3 separate regions of the Homo sapiens genome follow, and all the other regions are linked to region 3. Evidence: chromatin contacts called from ENCODE Hi-C or POLR2A ChIA-PET data. All regions are on one chromosome and are shown on one strand. Each heading gives the region's core, a stretch centred on a gene start or an enhancer-like site at or near the end of the contact. The rest is flanking DNA. Distances are from core to core; before and after follow the strand shown.

What was found. Hi-C counts contacts between places; a loop is a spot of excess contacts on that map. ChIA-PET counts read pairs that join two places held with the same protein, here RNA polymerase II (POLR2A). Pooled maps may share reads with other maps.
Region 1: a pooled map shows a loop between it and region 3 (2.9-fold over the local background). The contact joins the promoter of PXMP4 here to the enhancer-like site in region 3. A Hi-C loop is called at or near these places in 2 of 37 single-sample maps with no recorded cell type and 3 of 50 pooled maps.
Region 2: a pooled map shows a loop between it and region 3 (2.4-fold over the local background). The contact joins two enhancer-like sites. A Hi-C loop is called at or near these places in 1 of 37 single-sample maps with no recorded cell type and 4 of 50 pooled maps. POLR2A ChIA-PET finds 5 or more read pairs at or near these places in 11 of 52 experiments (H1, HEK293T, OCI-LY7 and 6 more).

Annotation. Positions count from the first base shown.
Region 1 is chr20:33,718,553-33,721,960 of GRCh38, forward strand. PXMP4 (peroxisomal membrane protein 4) reads right to left here and starts at 1,758. Exons shown (of 4, transcript NM_007238.5): 1 at 1,543-1,758. The coding sequence starts at 1,655. RefSeq lists an enhancer at 1,305-1,354.
Region 2 is chr20:33,516,751-33,519,996 of GRCh38, forward strand. The region is part of intron 1 of CBFA2T2 (CBFA2/RUNX1 partner transcriptional co-repressor 2); the gene reads left to right. Among named protein-coding and RNA genes, the nearest start is that of CBFA2T2, 28 kb to the left of the region's middle. RefSeq lists an enhancer at 394-1,158. Within about 2 kb of position 1,506, at least 5 of the 41 ENCODE cell types and tissues checked have a DNase peak (open chromatin) inside an H3K27ac peak, as active enhancers do.
Region 3 is chr20:33,605,037-33,608,152 of GRCh38, forward strand. CBFA2T2 (CBFA2/RUNX1 partner transcriptional co-repressor 2) reads left to right here. Exons shown (of 11, transcript NM_001032999.3): 2 at 1,920-2,063. Among named protein-coding and RNA genes, the nearest start is that of C20orf144, 56 kb to the right of the region's middle. RefSeq lists a silencer at 1,573-1,622. Within about 2 kb of position 1,320, at least 3 of the 41 ENCODE cell types and tissues checked have a DNase peak (open chromatin) inside an H3K27ac peak, as active enhancers do.

The sequences.
Region 1 (3,408 bases), core at 508-3,007, 110 kb after region 3:
GTTACTGATGTTATCTCAGGGCACATCAAGGATATGCCCTTGGCCAGACCCAGTGGGAACCAGTTCTACCTGACTCTTGAGTGTCCATGGGAGCCAAGAGCCTGGCACTGGTGCCAGGCATCCTTGGGTTTGAATCCCGGCTCCAACCGTGACCAAGTGCTGTGGCCACGAGCAATGGGTCTACCTCTGAGCTACAGCCTTTTCATCTGGAAAATGGGGACAATGGCAATTCTGATCTTGCACACTTATTCATTCATTCAATAAATATTTCAGAAACTACTAAATACCAGGTGCTAGTAATACACCAAGGAACAAAATAGATAAAGTTATGGCCTCATGAAACTTTCTTTTTTTTCCTTTTGAGATGGAGTTTCACTCTGTCACCCAGGCTGGAGTGCAGTGGCACAATCTCAGCTCACTGCAACCTCCACCTCCTGGGTTCAAGCGGTTCTCCTGCCTCAGCCTCCCATGTAGCCGGGACTACAGGCATGTGACACTACACCCGGCTAATTTTTGTATTTTTGGTAGAAACGGGGTTTTGCCATGTTGGCCAGGCTAGTCTCGAACTCCTGACCTCAGATAATCCGCCTGCCTCGGCCTCCCAAAGTGCTAGGATTACAGGTGTGAGCCACCGTGGCCAGCCTGTGCTAAGCATTTCACACATATTGACTCAATCCTGATAGTATAAGTACTAGTACCATGCCCATTTTACAGATATTGAGGCTTAGAGAGGCTAAATGACTTCCTCCAGATCACACGGGTAGGTGGGGCCAGGGTTCAAGCCAAGGCATCCACATCCTTCCCACCATCCCACGTTGCCACTAGGATGCCAATTCTGGGGGACACAAACCACTTTCTCTGGTTTGTTCTCTGCTTTGTCCCCGGTTCTGGCACTGTAGGCCCTCAATAAATGGTGGCTGTTATGCACTAGGTTTAAAGGAGACTGAGCTCCCCTCTAGGCACCAGCCAGGGCAATGACCCCAAGACCTCTCTTGCAGGTAAGATGCCAGGATAGTTGCAGCTTCTTTTACATTCATTGTCACGTCCCAGGAGCCCCCTGAGCCGAACGGGACTTAGCGCTGGAGTCCTACAGGTGAGAAGTGAGAAGCAGGATGCAAGCCCATGGGCAAGCTTCATGGGGACAGAATAGACAGGAGGCATCCGCCTGCCAGCTAGAGGCCAGAGTCCAGTTCCCCATTGTGCAGATGGGGCCGTTGAGGCCCAAAGGCACACAGAGAGGTGAGGTGAACTGAACCCAAATGAGGGGATACAGAAGCTGGCATGGGAGGAGTCAAAGCAAGAGGGCCAGGCTGCAAAGGTTGGAAGACCCAGAAAATGTGCAGTGGGAGCCCCAGTTCAGAGCTGGGAAGGCGCGCAAGCCAAAATCCAGCTCCCATTGCACAGATGGTGACCTCCGAGACTTAGAGACACACGAGGACTGCTCCAGGGCAAACAGCACCGCGGCATCGGACTTCGAACTCGCGCCTCTGACCCCAGGCAGGACATCCCTCAGCCCCAGCCCGGCCCGACGGCCCCACTCACACAGCCCCGTTCCGGAAGCCCTTAAGCACGGCCAACGCAGCGTGGTAGCGGCGCTTGCGCAGCAGTGCGTTGACGACTACGAGCAGAGCCCTTAGCTGCGGCGGGGCTGCCATAGTGCGGGCTGCGCGCAGGGTCGGGGTTAGGAACTGTAAGCGCACTGACAGCCGGAGGTTCCAGCTGCGCGCCCACAGCCCCTCGGTAGCGCCGCCGACTCGTGGCGTCTATAGGCTGTTTCTGCGTCACTCATGCATGGAAGACCAATCAGAGAGCGTACTTGTCTCATGGGACAATAGCACTCATCGAAATAGTTGTCTGACTGGAAGAGAAAGGAAAGCTTGTAGCCAATCACAGTGGGCTCCGCCCAAGGTCACACACGATTTGTCCAATCAGAAGGCACTTTCCCTTGGGCCATGTTGGGTTCACGAGTGGGTTTGGAAGGAGGCGTGTACTTGGAAGGAGGGCTCCTGAATGAGGAGTGGCCCTGCTTAGAGATGGGATGGGCGACAGGTGATGATACAGGGAGGAGCAGGGCCCCATCTTTATGCGAGATAGTTCTGACTGGGATATCCTTTACCATAGCGATCTTCCCAGAGTGTCAGTCACATGGCCCCTCAATGGCTTCCATGTACGTATGTATGTTTTGAGATGCAGCCTCGCTCTGTCACCCAGGCTGGAGTGCAGTGGCGCGATCTCGGCTCACTGCAACCTCCACCCCCCAGGGTTCAAGCAGTTCTCCTGCCTCAGCCTCCTGAGTAGCTGGGACTACAGGCACCCACCACCATGCCTGGCAAATTTTTTTGTATTTTTAGTAGAGACGGGGTTTCACCATGTTGGCCAGGCTGCTCTCCTGACCTCAGGTGATCCACCTGCCTCGGCCTTCCAAAGTGCTGGGATTACAGGCGTGAACCCAGCCGGCGTCCACTTATTCTTAGAATCCAAACTCCTCCCCAAGGCCCAAGAGAGAAGACCTCCTGTGATCTGGTCCGTGCCTCTCCCTCTGACCCCACGTTCCAGCACTTGCCACCTCACTGCTTCCCAGCCAAACAGCCTCCTTTCTGTTCCTTGGGCCAAGAACCCTTCTACCTCAGGGCCTTTGCACTTGCTGGTTCCCTGCTTGATATTCGCCATCCTGGGCTCTTCCCATGATGGGCTTCTTCTCATCCTTCAGGTTTCAGCTCAAATGCCACTTCATCAGAGAGACTTTCTGAGACATCCAATTTGAAGTAGCACTGTCCACTCTGACTCATTACCCTGGCTCTTTTTTTTTTTTTTTTTTTTTTAGACTGAGTCTCGGATCTATCACCCAGGCTGGAGCGCAGTAGTGTGATCTCAGCTCACTTCAACTTCTGCCTCCCAGGTTCAAGGGATTCTTCTGCCTCAGCCTCCTGAGGAGCTAGGACTACAGGTGCATGCCACCACGCCCGGCTAATTTTTGTATTTTTAGTAAAGACGGGGTTTCACCATATTGGCCAGGCTAGTCCAAACTCCCGACCTTGTGATCCGCCCGCCTCGGCCTCCCAAAGTGCTGGAATTACAAATGTGAGCCATCGTGCCCGGCCACCCTGGTTCTTATGTGTTTTTTTTTTTTATAGAACTTTTGACACTTTAGACTTGTTTACTATGTGTTCATTGTCCATTGCCCTTATCAAACTGTAAATTCTATGAAGGAAGAAATCTTATTTGTCTTGTTTTCTGCTGTAACCCCAACACTAGGCACATGGTGGGTACTCAACACTTGCTTGTTTAAGCAACACATAGTTTTGGGTTGTCATCTCTGAGAGCATTGATGGGTGACATTAACATATGATGTCACTATGTGGAGTTGTCACTGAATAACAGCTACACACTGAGTGGTGGCTGTGACTT
Region 2 (3,246 bases), core at 256-2,755, 88 kb before region 3:
TCTGTAATACTCACGCAGTGTTTTTTCTAAATGGAATGATACTGTACATAATACTTTGCAGTTTTTATAATTTACAGTCAGATGGGAAGGACACAAAACTATTCTAGAAGATCTTTGCTTTAAACAGTAGTGAAGACATTTATCTCTTCTGTTGTTTTAAGTGCCTTGGAACAGATTTTATGAACAACAGCAACATTCGATATTGATTTGCTCAGTGTTAGTAGTGAGATGCCTTTAGTAGTGAGATCACACCTTTCAGAGAACTTTCTAAATGCTCTGTAAATAAAAGCAGATATGTGATGGACTGCTTCATGATGTTGCCAAGCACCATTCACATCCTTTTCCCTTTCTCAGAAAGTGCAGAGTCATCCATTTTGGAGCAGTTAGTTCTTGCAGATCTACCAATTACCTGTGGTTATAGGAGATGATGTTTCTCTATCTGCCTGAAAGTGGAAAAAGGAATTAATGAACCTGTGAAGTTCAGTTCTGTAACTAGACAGAGCTGTGCTGGAAATGAAAATAAGTCCTTTCTGTTATTCATGACATATGGGAAGAAAAGCTTCAGGTAGATCAAGCTCTGCAGGCCTAAATCCACAGAAGCCTTGCCAATTTTCAGCTCATTATTGCCATCAAGGTATTTTGGTGATTATTTCCACTATTGTAAACTAATTCATAGGACTGGTTTTTTTGGTTTTTTTGGTGTTTTTTTTTTTTTTTGAGACAGAGTCTCGCTCTGTTGTCCAGACTAAAGTGCAGTGGTGTGATCTTGGCTCACTGCAATCTCCGGCTCAATCACTCAAGTGATTCTTGTGCCTCAGCCTCTTGAGTAGCTGGGACTGTAGGTGAATGTCACCATGCACAGCTTTTTTGTATTTTTAGTAGAGATAAGGTTTGGTTTGGTTAGTAGAGCCTAGGTTGGCTAGGCTGCTATATTTTGCCTTTTTTTTTTTTTTTGAAGACGGAGACTTGCTTGCAACCTCCGCCTCCCGGTTCAAGCAATTCTCCTGACTCAGCCTCCCGAGTAGCTTGTTCTACAGGTGTGTGCCACCATACCTGGCCAATTTTTTGTATTTCTAGTAGAGATGGAGTTTCACTGTGTGGGCCAGGTTGGTCTCAAACTCCTGACCTTGTGATCCACCCGCCTCGGCCTCCTAAAGTGCTAGGATTACAGGCGTGAGCCACCGTGCCCAGCTTACATTTTGCTTTTATTTTTTTTGAGACAGAGTCTCTCTCTGTCACCCAGGCTGGAGTGCAGTGGTGCAATCTCGGCTCACTGCAACCTTCACCTTCCAGGTTCAAGTGATTCTCCTGCCTCAGCCTCCCAAGTAGCTGGGACTACAGGCACGTGCAACCATGCCTGGCTAATTTTTTGTATTCTTAGTAGAGACTGGGTTTCATTGTGTTAGCCAGGATGGTTTCGGTCTCCTGACCTCATGATCCGCCTGCCTTGCCTCCCGAAGTGCTGGGATTACAGGCGTGAGTCACTGCATCCTGCCTACATTTTGATTTTAATGTCTTACTGTTAATGATCCATGCACCAAATTCCCATGCTGTTAGTATTTTTCTCAGAATGACAAAGGAATTGAAATGCCATTGTGGGATAAAATTAAATATTGTCAAAGGCCTGCTCTGAGCCAGTCTATGGACTAGGTAGATATATTGGGGAGATAATGAAGTAGGCTCTTGTTGGAAACAGAGCAGACCAAACCAAACAGAAAATGAATTTGTCAGACCAGGCACGGTGGCTCACTCCTGTAATCCCCACACTTTGGTAGGCTGAGGCGAGTGGATCACCTGAGGTCGGGAGTTTGAGACCAGCCTGATGAACATGAAGAAACTCCCTCTACTAAAAATACAAAAAAAAAAAAAAAATTAGCTGGGCATGGTGGCACATGCCTATAATCCCAGCTACTTGGGAGGCTGAGGCAGGAGAATCTCTTGAACCCGAGTGGCAGAGGTTGCGGTGAGCTGATAACACGCCATTGCAGTCCAGCCTGTGCAACAAGAGCGAAACTCCTTCTCCAAAAAAAAAAAAAAAGTGAATTTATCTGTGTCTTGGTTTTCTTTTTTTCTTTCTCTTCTTTTTTTTGAGACGGAGTCTGGCTCTGTTGCCCAGGCTGGAATGCACTGGAGCGATCTTGGCTGACTGCAACCTCCGTCTCCCGGGTTCAAGCGATTCTCCTCCCTCAGCCTCCCAAGCAACTGGGACTACAGGCTCACAGCACCATGCCCAGCTAAGTTTTGTAGTTTTAGTAGAGACGGGCTGTCTCAGTTTTCAAATAATGAAGGTGAATTCAACTGGTAAATGTAGGTTTCTATTAAATAATGATTAAGGAAAGAAAAATAATATTTGGCCCTCTGTTTCTGTGGGTTTTGCATCCATGAATTCAGCCAACCATGGATCGCAACTATTCAGGAAAAAAAATATACAGATTGTGGCTGGGCACCATGGTTCATGCTTGTAATCCCAGAACTTTGGGAGGCCAAGATGGGCAGATCACCTGAGATCAGGAGTTCGAGACCAGCCTGGCCGACAAGGTGAAGCCCCATTTCTACTAAAAATGCAAAAATTAGCCCGGTGCAGTGGCATATGCCTGTAATTCCAGCTATTCAGGAGGCTGAGGCGGGAGAATCGCTTGAACCCGGGAGGTGGTGGTTGCAATGAGTCGAGATTGCTCAACTGCACTCCAGTCTGGGCAACAGTGCGAGACTCTGTCTCAGAAAATAAATAAATTATTTAAATAAAGAGTATTAGAGGTATGGGTAGGTTATATGCAAATATTATACCATTTTACGTAAGAGACTTGAGCATTGGTGGATTTTGGTATCCACACGGATTCCTTGCACCAGTCTACCGTGGATACTCAGGGACAACTCTGTGTATGGTATACACCTTGGTGTGTATTCTAATCATCTGGGAAGCTTGTGAAATGTAGGTTCACCCCCTGGATTTTTAAATCCTGGAAGGTCTGGGGTAGGGTCCAGGAATCTTCATTTTCAGCAGCAGGGTTCCTAAATAATTCTCTTAGAGGTAACCTGAAGACTCCTTTGAGGAGCATTGGTGTCTCAGAGGGTGTCTAAACCTGACAAAGACCATCTAAATCTAGTTGGCTGAGCCGGGCACGGTGGCTCACGCCTGTAATACCAGCACTTTGGGAGGCCGAGGCAGGCGGATCACCTGAGGTCGGGAGTTCGAGACCAGCCTGACCAATGTGGAAGAAACCTCATCTCTACTAAAAATAAAAA
Region 3 (3,116 bases), core at 70-2,569:
TGAGAACTGCACATTTTTGTCAGGGGATTTGTAACTTGGGGGCATTGCTTTCTTGATTGACTTTATTATATCCCTTTCCCAAGTGTGGCCACTGCAAACTGAAGCATAAAAATGGTATTTGGAGATACTTTTCTACAAATACCATTGTGTCCCATCAATGCACAAAAATGTTCCTTGTTGCCAGGATCGTGAACACTCTTGTATGTATTGTCTTTATAGCTGTGCTCTCACAGAAGGAAAACTTGGACTTTACCTTCTTATTTGAGCCTTTGCTCCCCATTTTTTACACTTTAATTTGAATTCAGCAGTTATTGGAGAATGAATGGCTGGTACTTAAGTGAAAAGCTTAGAATTACTGTGAGGAACATAGCTCAATTTAAAGGTGATTATGGTAACCCTGGTCGTATTATTAACTAAGTATGTAACAAGTTCTCTTTGATAGGGAAAAATAACTTGTTAGATATATTAGAATATTACTCATTGGTATCAAGTCTGATTCCTGTTAGCTCAGACCTACCTAATTGCAGCATCATGAAGTTTATCTAATTTATCTTTCTGGAATTTTGTTGCCATTTAGTATTATCAAACAACTGCCTATTATTAATTGTTCCCATAGATGAAGTAGCCTCTGCTTCATGTAGACTCAGCTCTACTTTTCATCTTTTTGAACAATGTATAGCATGAATGACATTTACATGTTTGAGGTCAGAGAGGTTGACTCCCTCTTTTTTCCTACTTGATGTAGTTGATATGTATATATATAATTTAGTACATCATTATTAATGGTGATTTTTTTTTTTTTAAGACAGAGTCGCTCTGTCACCCAGGCTAGAGTGCAGTGGCATGATCTTGGCTCACTGCAACCTCCGCCTCCCAGGTTCAAGCGATTCTCTTGCCTCAGCCTCCTGAGTAACTGGGACTACAGGTGCCCACCACCACACCCAGCTAATTTTTATATTTTTAGTAGAGACAGGGTTTCACCATGTTGGCCAGGCTGATCTCAAACTCCTGACCTTAGGTGATCCACCCGCCTCAGCCTCCCAAAGTGCTAGGTTTACAGGCATGAGCCACCGTGCCCAGCCTATTAATATTGATTTATATATAACTGATTGATTTTCTTTTCATGTCTTGCAGTTGAGGCCTAAGTCTAGATAGTTCCCATGTTAGCTTTTTCACCCCTAATAATTTGATTCATTTATAAGGAGAAGTTAAAGAAAATGCATTTGAGGTAAGCTATATTTGTAACCTGGTTTCTTCCTTTCTCAGCCACTATCTAAAGACTGCTAACTTTCAGTTCACATCACCTCTTGACCTTGTTTCCTCATTTTAGTTCCTAGGGTTGAAGTAACAAAGTACCACTAACTGAGTGGCTTAAGACAATAGAAATTCATTCTCTCACAGTTCAGAAAGCCAGAGGCCCAAAATTGAGGTATCAGCAAGGTTGATTCCTTCCCGGGGTTTCAGAGGACAAATGTGTCCCCTTCTCCCTCCTGGCTTGCTGGTTGCTGGCACTCCTTGGCATTCCTCGGTGTATAGATGTGTCACTCTAGTCCCTGCCTCTGTCGCCACTTGGTGTGACTGTCCTCTCTTTGGCTTCCCTCTGTGTATGTCTCTGTGTCTGTGTCTCATCCCTTCTTTAAGGACACCATTCAGATTGGATTTAGAGCCCACCCAGACAATCTAGGATGATCTCATCCTCTCAAGATTTTTAACTTAATGATATCTTCAAAGACCCTTTTGCCAAATCAGGTAACATTCACAGTTCCAGATGTTGGGATGTGGACATATCTTTTAGGGGGTCACTATTCAGCCTATTATACCAAGCAGTCCTCTAGGGAAGTATGTTGGTATTTCAAATTGTTGTCTGTTTTTGCAAACTTTTAGAAAACCCTAACCTCCATTTCTCTGATTCTCTGCAGTTGGTCCTGAGAAAAGGGTGCCAGCGATGCCTGGATCGCCTGTGGAAGTGAAGATACAGTCCAGATCCTCACCTCCCACCATGCCACCCCTCCCACCAATAAATCCTGGAGGACCGAGGCCAGTGTCCTTCACTCCTACTGCATGTGAGACCTCTTAGTTACTTATGTTTGTAGTTCAGAGTGACATTTGGATCTAAGTGACTGACTTGTATGAAGCGTTCCACATATATTATTCAGTGTTTTCAAAGTACTATTGAAAATATAGACACAGATATATATTTCTGGTTGTTTCTTTTATAAATTACTTTTACCCTCTGAGAATAATACTTAGCTTATTTGGATATTTAGTTGTTTAAATATTTTGTTTTCATATTCTTTGGCTGGTAACTATTTTTATTTCTTTGACTCTAACAATAATGAATTTAAATTATTATATTGCCTTATGGGATTCCAAGTAAGTTTTCTAAAATTATAGAATTCTAAAAATGTTCCAGTGCTGTCATGGTAAGACTTTTTACAAAAGAGAATATTGTTGTATTTGTTTACTAGGGCTGCCATAATGAAATACCACAGACTGGATGGTTTAAACAATTTATTTTTATTCACTTTTTCACAGTTCTGGAGGCAAGAATGTAAAGATCAAGGTATTGGCAGGTTTGGTTTTACCTGGGCCTTGTAGATGGTTGCCTTCTTGCCATATCCTCACATGGTCTTTCCTCCATTTTGCGTCCCTGGTGTCTCTTCCCCTGCCTTTAAGGATAATAATCATATTGGATTAGGGACTACTCATAATACCTCTTTTAACCTTAATGAACTCTTCAAAGTATCTCCAAATATAGTCCTATTCTGAGGTACAAGGGGTAAGACTTCAATGTATGAATTTGGCCAAGGCTCGGGCAGAATTCAGTCCATAACCATTATGTTAGCTAATAATATATGTAACAATATATTCAACTTCACTAACCATCAAGGAAATGCAAACTAACACCCAATACAGTACCATTATACACCCACCAGGATGTTCAAAATGATACCAAGTTTTGGTGAGGATGTATGGAGCAACTTGAACACTCATACAATGCTGGTTGGAGTGTAATTTAGTACATCTTTTGGAAATTGGCAGTTTGCACTAATGCTGAATTTCCACGTGCCCTGTAACTCAACAATTTCAGTCCTATATATCTATAATCACCAAAA